Regions from separate parts of the Homo sapiens genome. Here region 2 is linked to region 1. A link is a loop called in an ENCODE intact Hi-C map of the cell type or tissue named here. Cell type or tissue: endothelial cell of umbilical vein. All regions are shown on one strand. Links, peaks and the distances in the headings refer to the core of each region. The heading gives the core; the rest is flanking DNA.

Region 1 (4,381 bases), core at 264-4,263:
TAAACCGTTGGTAGTGCACCGATGGTGGGAGTATTTATACCATGATAGTTTTTTTTTCTCTTTTTTTTTTTTTTGGAGAACCAGTTATTGATAGCACACCACTGGAATCCTGGAGGAGCTGCTCCCAGAACCAGTGGGAAGTGTTTATATGAAGAAGTGGATCCAGAAAGCTCAAGGGATGGACTATGGTGGAAGCTATGATATGCTGCCCTGAACACCCTTCAGGAGTCAAGGTCTGATTGCCCCTGCTGAAGAAAATTTCCGTGCCTAAGGTCATGCTTCCTTCCAGGGGCAGCTTACATCCAATTACTGATCAAAATGAAGGCATAAAGGCTTGACCTCCTTGCCCCAACATAGGAAGAGTCTGAAGGGCCATCCCAGCTGTAGAAGTCTCCTTAGGATCAGCTGAGACTTCTGTTGTGACTGTATTTTGTCCAAATTCTCCCTCTGTTCAATCCTGCTTCCTTCCCTTCCCTTCCATGAGCAGTCCTGCATGCCAGTTTCTGTCTCAGAGTCTGCTTCCCAGGGAACCCAACCTCAGGCAGGCAGCCTCGTCATGCTTTCAGCACAACGGTCCCCTGAAAGTAGAAAAACCTCAGCTCACCCCAGGGGGGTTCTTGGACCCTACAGCCTCAGAGCAGAGTGTGTTCAAGTCAGCTTCAGTCTCTGCAGCTATGAAGGGGACTAATCACCCCATCCTCACCTGGCCTGGAATTGCTCCCCTGGGTCAAAACCTTTTAGGCCCTCAGGCCTCTGGGGCCTGGAGGTCATGAGGGGTGGTGAGAAGAGAAGGCGGCCAGGTGGAGCTCAACATCCTCGGATAGTCGTGCAAATGCCGGACTATAGCCTCTTCTGGGCACCGCCCCCTGTGCCAACAGAGTCCGGACTCATAGTGGTTCCTAAAAAGACCTTTTCCACGACAAGCACAGCCACCATGCTGGGAGTAGGTGGCCCCAGGAGAGATGTCGAGGAGGCTTTCTCTGCCCCACAGGCCAGGAAGGGGAGGAAAAAACCAGGAGAATGGATTGATTCTTGAGTCTGACTCCAGGGACAGTGAGGGCCACAGCCTACTACCTTCCTGGGACTTGTGGGGTTGAGGGCATTGTAGTCCTGGAGAAATGGGTCCCAAGAGTCCCACAAAGTCTCTGATCACAGTGCCAAGAGGAGGAACCTCCAAGAGAATCGGGATCTGCAGTCAGGGGCTGAGCTCAGAGACAGAATGGCCACATTTTAACCTGACCACAGCTTGCAACTGCGTCTCTGTCTGTCCCTGCCAGGGGCTCTTGCCAAGTCCGCCATCTCCTCTATGTCTGTCAGTCTTTCACTGCCAGCGTTCCCTCTTGTCTCTCCATCTGTCCTTTCCAGGCTCTCGCTGAGTCTAACTGTCTATCAGTGTCTGTCCGTTTACTCATCACTGCCAGGAGCCTGAGCTATGCCTATCTGTTTGTCTGCCCCTGTCATGGTCCTGCTGTGTCTGTCTGTCTGCTTGTGACTCCTGGTCCTTCAGCCTGACAGAGTCTAAGGTCAGATGCTCCTTCCTAACAGGGGGGTTCATTGTAACTTGGGGACCTGGTCCTTCAGCCTGACAGAGTCTAAGGTCAGATGCACCTTCCTAACAGGGGGGTTCATTGTAACTTGGGGACCCAGGCCCACACCCATTTTTGTTTGATCTCAGAGCCCAAGGCTGCATATCTCTGTCCCTCAGCCCCATAGGCACAAGAACCTTTGGTGTGACCATGGCCCAGGGTATGGCTCGAGGCTCTGGCAGCTTCCTCTTATTTCCACCTGGGTTCCAACACTGGTTGCTGCCCATGTCCAGGACTGGATTGGTGAGAGGAGGCATTAGGGTCTGTCTGATTCACAGTGCTTCCCCTAGCCCTGAGAAGAGAGAGAGCTTCCATTTCAGTTGAGGACTAAGAGGCACCCACAGAATCTGCCCCAGAGAGGTCCCAGTGGGAGAAGGGACCTGAGGGGTATGGAGTTCACTCAGGGACAGCTTCCTGGAGTGTAAGGGGAGAGGGGAGACTATGAGTTATCCTGTTATTGTGTTGTTTCTGACTGGCTCCAACCCAGTTGCTGCTTCCCTGGCCTCCCTTCCCCAGCACATGACCTCACCCTTATCCAGTCTGGTAGAGGAAGAGGCCTGGATAGGAGCCAGGGCCTCCATCAGGAGAGCTTGGGGCTGCCCCAGGCCTAACTGGAGGAAGTGTGACACATTCCCAGAGAGCTGGGCTTCCCTCCCTCTTGCAGCTTCCTTTGAGATGGTTCCCGAATCCGTTAAGTGGGAAAAAGAGCTGGCAGCTGTGCTGGTGTTGGGCTCCCAGTTCCCCTGGCTCCTGGATGGCCCCAAGGGCCTCCTCTTGGCTCCCTCACAGATGCTATTTTTGATAAGAATAATGAAAACAACAGCCCTGGCTGTGTACTTAGTACCTGCTTATAGCCTGTTGCTGATCTTGGTCCCAAGAACATTTTCTAAACTTTGGAAAATTGGATGTTGCCTTTCCATCCGGACTTCTGTAAAAGCTGTGTGCATTTCTTTTATTCAAAGGTGAAAAGAGGCTCACTTTCATCAGACTCTGGAACATAGTCACTGCTGGCACTTGATGCCATGAGGGGCCCTCCTCCGAGCTGGGGGATAAAGCAGTAGTTCAGAGCAGAGACCCTCACAGTCCCCTGAGGAACAGATAACAGTCCACCCCTGTGGCGTAAGAGGTGGGCAGGCAAGCCTCAGAGTAGGTGTTGAGGAAGAGGAGGCCCCAGTGCAGGACCTCTCCACCTCCCACTGGACATTAGTCTTACCCCATTGTGGAGACAGATGTCAACCATTTGGCTGGGGTGCATTCCAGGCAGGGGTAGCAGGTGATGGTGGGAGTGCTGTGGCTGGTTCGTGTTACTGGGGTCCAGGGCTGATATGAAGGAGATGGATGGTGAGCAATGAGGCTAGAGGTATCTGCAGGGGCTGACGGGGCCAGGGCAGTAAGGGAGGGTCTTAGGTCAGACCAAAGGGCTTGGAGTTCATGCTGAGCTGGCAGGTAACCCTTATGACACACAGCCAGACTAACCCCTAAAGTGTAAGCTCCTCAAGGGTTGGTTTCCTTTCAGAGCCTGGCACAGTTCCTGACACTTTGTAGGTGCTCAGTACATATTTATGTAATGAATTAATGGGTGGCTGCTGTGGGGAGAGAAGCAGGAAGGGTCTAGAGACAAGGCCTGTGGGTATTTGGGGTGATTGTCTGCATTAGTGAGGTGGACTGGGTCAGGGCAAAGCCATAAAGACAAAGAGAAGTGGGCAGGTTGGAAAGGGGCTGGGAAGATGAATGTACCAGGACATGGCAGGGGACTGACTAAGGGACCGAGACCTCAAGAGGAACCCAGGACAGTACCCAGGTCTCTCCACTTGGTTTCTCCACATAGGATAGCAAAACATTACAGTTTACCTGGAGCCTCCCAGAGGCTCTGAGACCTTGTAGATAAGGGCTGCACTCCACAGTGTGCTGGCAAGACACCATCCACAGCCACATCAAACTGGGCCCTTTGTGAGCTACCTCTCCCAAAAAGGAGATGCAGGAGTAAACAACGCAGAGAAGAATTTCTGGTAATGATGGGAGCATTTGGGAAGCAGGCTCAGATCATATGAAAGAAGAAGAGAGTTCCAGTGTCTGGTGGATAAGCAGTGTCTACAAAAGGCAGGAAAACCAACAGCAACATTGTTCATGAAAGACTTTTTTTTTTTTTTTGAGATGGAGTCTCGCTCTGTCACCCAGGCTGGAATGCAGTGGTGCTTTCTCGGCTCACTGCAAGCTTCATCTCCTGGGTTCAAGCGATTCTCCTGCCTCAGCCTCCCAAGCAGCTGGGGACTACAGGCACGTGCCACCATGCCCGGCTAATTTTTTTCTATCTTTAGTAGAGACAGGGTTTCACCGTGTTAGCCAGGATGGTCTCGATCTCCTGACCTTGTGATCCGCCTGCCTCGGCCTCCCAAAGTGCTGGGATTACAGGCATGAGCCACTGTGCCCGGCCAATGAAAGACTTTTCCTTGGGAAAATATTAAATATTTGCCAGCAGCTAAAGCTAGTATTTAGTTAAAGCTAAAATATGTATGTCCTATGACCTAGCAATTCCATGTCATTCCCAGCATTTCCAGAAGAAAGGTAAACATATGCTCACCAAAACATGAGTGCAGGAATATTCAGTGAAGCTTTATTAATATTAGCCCCAAAGTGGAAACACCCCAAATGTCTGTCAGCAGTAGAATAGGAAATTTTTTTTTAATTAAAAAAATTTTTTTTAGAGACAGGTTCTCACTCGGTTGCTCAGGCTAGAGTGCAGTGGCATAATCACAGCTCACCTTAGCCTTGAACTGCCGGGCTAAAGCAGTCCT
Region 2 (4,381 bases), core at 112-4,111, 180 kb before region 1:
GGCCTCATGCATGAGCTTGAGGCCCACACCCTGCTGCTCCCCTCTGCCTGGCCTGTGGCAAACCTGGCTCATTTGTCTATGGCAACATGTACCCCTACCCCTAAGGTCTGGGGTCCATGGGGCCATCAGAGCAAGTTTCTGAGACACAGATGTGGCCATGAATCCCTGTAAGAACAGCTGAGGTCCAGGATAGAGAAGCCCAAGAGCCTTTCTGTGGCCCTGCTCCACCACCTCATCTCTCACCTCTGTCCTCTCACTCCTTCCATCTTGTCCTCCCTTCCCCTGGACCTTTCTTTTCTCTGAACTTGTGGTGCAAGACCTCACCTCTGGGCCACACTTCCTCTCCCTATACCCCTTTGCCTGCCTTACCATTCCTAGCCCTTCAGGTCTTGGCTTCAATACCCCTTCCTCCAGGAAGCACTCCTTGACTCCTTGTCTGAGTCATGTGACTACTCTGGGCTCCTTTGGCCCCTGGCTTCCCCTAGCCCAGAACTTCTAAGTGCCTTTCCCCTGCCAGAATGGGCACTGCCTGGAAGGTGGTAAGCATCTGGCTCCAGGGATGCCAGCCAGGCAGGGTAGGGAATAGAGCAAGATGGGATTGGGGTAGATAGTGAGGGAGAAGCTGGGGCACATCCTTCCCTCTGGTTCAGTGAAGCCTCTCCCTGCCTTGGCCCCTTTTCTTTCATGTTGAGAGGGTGGACAAAGGCAGGCCCAGGAGGCAATGGTCCCACATGCTGGGTCCCATGGTTCTGGCTCCATCACAGACCATCCCAGTCTCCTTGCCCAAACTCTGTGGCCCAGAGATGGCTCTGGATACCTCAGTCATCCCCACTTGGCTACTCCTTATGCCATGGCAAAACAAGGCCCTAGAATAGCCTGACCCCCTCACTCTTCTTGAGGACAGGACCAGAGATATGACTTCTATCACACACAGAAAGGTGACTGGGCAGACAGGCCTGCAGCCTAAGTTCTGCTAGAAGCACCACAGGATGGCCAGGAGAGAACTTCAGGCTTGGATAGGGCACTCAGAGGAGTGTCCCATAGCCTGAGGTCACTCCACAGCCTGAGACTGCCACCAATCTCCCCCGCTGCAAGCACAGTGACTTCTTTCTGGTCTGGCATCACTGAGCACCAGAGTGAACTCCAGCTGGCTGTGTGATAGCCGCAAACCAAGGCCTAGCCCAGATCCTGGACATCATAGGCACCTTGGTCCAGAATCCAGGATTGCCCGGAGTAGAGACAGAGCCCACACCAGGTGCTCATCATCTGAGGAACATGGGATGGGGTATGGATGTGGTCCAGAGAAAACTTCTGCTTCAGTCTCTGTCTTGGGTATCTGAGAGCCCCAGTGAGGACATTCAGTGCAGGTGAACCTGCATGCTGGCCCCTCTGCCCTGGGCTCACTCTGAGCCAGGCCAGGCCAGGCAGTGTCTGTACATACCTGGATCTCAGGATCGATGTGGATCCTGTGTGCCTGAGCCTTGCTGTCATCAGGGGCACTGGGCCAGCTCCTACCCTCAGGCCTGTGGCAGAAATTGTGATGGTCAGATATGTCTCCTACCACGCCCACCATGCCTGGGAGCCAGGATCAAGAGGGGCTGGGCTCTGGGCTGTGCCCTGCAGGTAGAAGAACACCACTCCAGTGCTTTCCCCTGTACCACAATGGTGACTGTTGTGGCAATGAGCCACAACTCTAGCTGCCATCCTCCTGGGGTAGGGCTATATGCTTCTGTCCCCATCGGCTGCCCAATCCCTCTCTAGTCTGGTTCCTGGAGAGGCTGCAGGAGAAGCCCTGTGTCTTCCCTAATCTTCCACCCTCTTCGTGGCCTACAGAAGCTCAGCTCAAAGAGGCCCAGCTTATAGCACTGCAAGCCAGGCCTCACACATTGACCAGCTAGAAGCCTATCCACGCATCCTCTGGGCATCTACAGCCTCTGGTGGGGTGTGGGGTCAGGCGTCCGTCGGCTCTGGGGTAGGTGGAATGGAGGCTCTGAGGGGTGTGTCTTTCCTCCTGCTGCTGCTGCCGGCAGAGTCATCACTGAGTCTGCCCAGCCCAGATGGGAAACAGGCCATTAGGAAATTCCTGCTTCGCCATAGAAACCAAAAGCCAAACACCACTCAGGAGGGAGAAAAACATCATAAACCTGCCATAAGCAGGGCAGGCAGGCCGAGAGGCTACGTGCCTAAGGCCCAGCCCTGTCACTCAGTAGCCCTGTGAGAAGGCAGGCCAGGAAGGGGCATGGACCCTGGACTGGCAGGTGGGTATGAGGTGAGGCTGGTTAGACCAAAGGGGAATAATGCCCTCCAACTCACCCCACGAAGCCTCCTGAGGCTTCTCAAGGTCTCATTACTGACCTAGCAGCTTGCCCCTGCCTCTTCTGCCCCCTTCAGTTGAGGGTTTTAATAATCTATCTATGCCTATGGTCCATACTCACTCTGCACTTCCTCGCCTCTGCCCATTCCTTAGTCCCTTGGAGGCTACCTCTCTACTCCAGGCCTTTGGTATTAGAGCTCTGCTGCCCCAGGGCAACACCAGCCCCATAGTCCCTGTCTCTAGCCCCCTCAACCAGGCTCCCAAGTGGGTACCCTAACTCACAGCTCTAACTGTGGCCTCTATCTACTCAGAACTCCTCTGGGATAAAGCTGGGACATCTTGTGTGGCTATTTGGCCTTCAACTTCCCTGAAGTTCTGCCCAGAAGAGCAGTACAAGCCTGACGTCTAAGGTCGAAGGGCACAAAGTACCCAGAGCCATTAATGTGGCCCAATGCATCAGATCAGAATGAAGGGCTTAATCATGTGTCAACCCCCATCCCAGGCTGGGCTCTTTAAACAAAATGACAGGCAAAGGGTAGGCTGTGCAAAGGTACCTTGGGCCACATGTGATGGACAACAGGGACTCTATCAGTGGCCTCAGTGTTGGAGTTGATGTCAGAAAGGTCCTGGACCTATAGAACATGCCCAGGAAGTGTGATTTTGCTTGGATTGTTGGATGCCTGGCTTTGGGCTCAAAGCAAAAGAAGCCCAGTGGGGAAGCTGGGCCTTTGATACACTTTTCATTCTGTGGGGGAGTTGGTGGGGGGATTAGAGCTCTCTGTACACAAGAGGGCAGATAGGGAAGCTGGTCTGGGGTAGAACCCTGGGAGTGAGAGCACAGGGTAGCTCACTCCAGCCAGCTCAACAGGCTGATTTACTGCAGAGCCCTTGCTGTGTGGGTGTGTGTGGTGGGGGCGGGGAGGAGTGTCGTTGGGGGCCAGGCATAGGTCCTGGCATAGCAGGCAAGATAGGGAGCAGAGTCAGAAAGCTTGCAGGTGGGCAAGTGTCCAGGAGAAGAAATGTTGGCTCAGAAAGTCAAGGTGGCCCTCATGTCTTGATCCCCCAGAGTCTGCATGTGTGAGGGGGCTGCAGGGCAGGACTCAGGTTTTCACTCTGACTGAGCAGGCCTGGTACATCATCACTCAATGTCCAGAGCGCAAGATGGTCCATATTTTTGGTTGAGGAAGTTATGGGCTCAAGAGATTAAATCACTTTCTGGAGCACAGCATAGTTATCTCTCCCTCTCTCTCTTTTATGGGTAAAATTATGAGCATAATTCTCAACCCAGCTCTGTAATAGTAGAGAATGTGCTCTCATCTGCTCCATGGCCAGTGACATTTTGGGGCTGAAATGCTCAGAGTGGAACAGGTCAGTGGACCTCTGGCTCCATCCATGCCTGGTTTGGAACAAAGGACTGGGGAAGGAAGGAAGGAAGGAAGGAAAGAAGGAGGGGGACCTCCACCCCACCACCCTCCGCTGACATCATACACTCTGAGAAGCTCCTGACTCAGGCCCCCTCTGAGGCACTCCTCCCCACTACTCCACTACCACTAGGGCTGCCCTTGTTCAGCCACACAGAGTCAAGGCTGGAGGTGAGTCAGGGGCCAGGATCCCAGCCAAGTGGGGAAGCTTCAGAGGTCACTCATGGGCAGAGCAATGCTGACATTTCCCCCATCCAGCCTGTATCTCAGTCTGGAGGAGGGTGATGAATGTGATCCGTTAATGGGAAAGGAAACCCCGGGCTCATAGAGGTCATCTGGGCACCTAAGGCTCCAGAGGCTGGATGAGGACCAGCTTTGCTGAACTCCAAAGATGGAGCATCCTCACCGTGTGCCAGGGCCAAGCACAAACAGGGCTGACCTCACAGGCCTCTCCACCATGTTTAAAGGCTCCAAGCCAGTGGCTTACCTCCCACCCTGCCAGCTCAGAGGCATGGTTAGCTGTGTTGTGGTTTGGGGAGGCTTTGCCCACGTACTTCCACAGGGGGTCATGGAAATCCCCTCAGCAGTGAACACGGCAGAGCTGATAAGTTATGCCCGACTTCTGTGGATCAAGGTGGGCAGGGGA

Evidence for each region. A loop is a pair of places that touch in the nucleus more often than their neighbours do. Peaks named below come from ENCODE experiments on the same cell type or tissue, not always from the same donor. Only the 100,000 strongest peaks of a DNase experiment are listed, where the experiment ranks them.
Region 2: it touches region 1 in a loop (2.3-fold over the local background); 1 of 110 quality-filtered maps calls a loop at or near these places.

What each region holds. Positions count from the first base shown.
Region 1 is chr5:132,084,307-132,088,687 of GRCh38, reverse strand. No RefSeq gene overlaps it. Among named protein-coding and RNA genes, the nearest start is that of CSF2, 13 kb to the right of the region's middle. RefSeq lists a silencer at 843-1,065. In endothelial cell of umbilical vein, for the core only: no CTCF peak of the experiment used is centred there; a DNase peak (open chromatin) is centred at 2,167; H3K27ac peaks cover 1,735 bases.
Region 2 is chr5:132,263,606-132,267,986 of GRCh38, reverse strand. It overlaps PDLIM4 (PDZ and LIM domain 4), which reads right to left. Exons shown (of 7, transcript NM_003687.4): 3 at 1,442-1,523. Among named protein-coding and RNA genes, the nearest start is that of PDLIM4, 8.1 kb to the right of the region's middle. RefSeq lists enhancers at 1,569-2,069, 1,576-2,850. In endothelial cell of umbilical vein, for the core only: no CTCF peak of the experiment used is centred there; DNase peaks (open chromatin) are centred at 2,076 and 3,816; H3K27ac peaks cover 3,706 bases.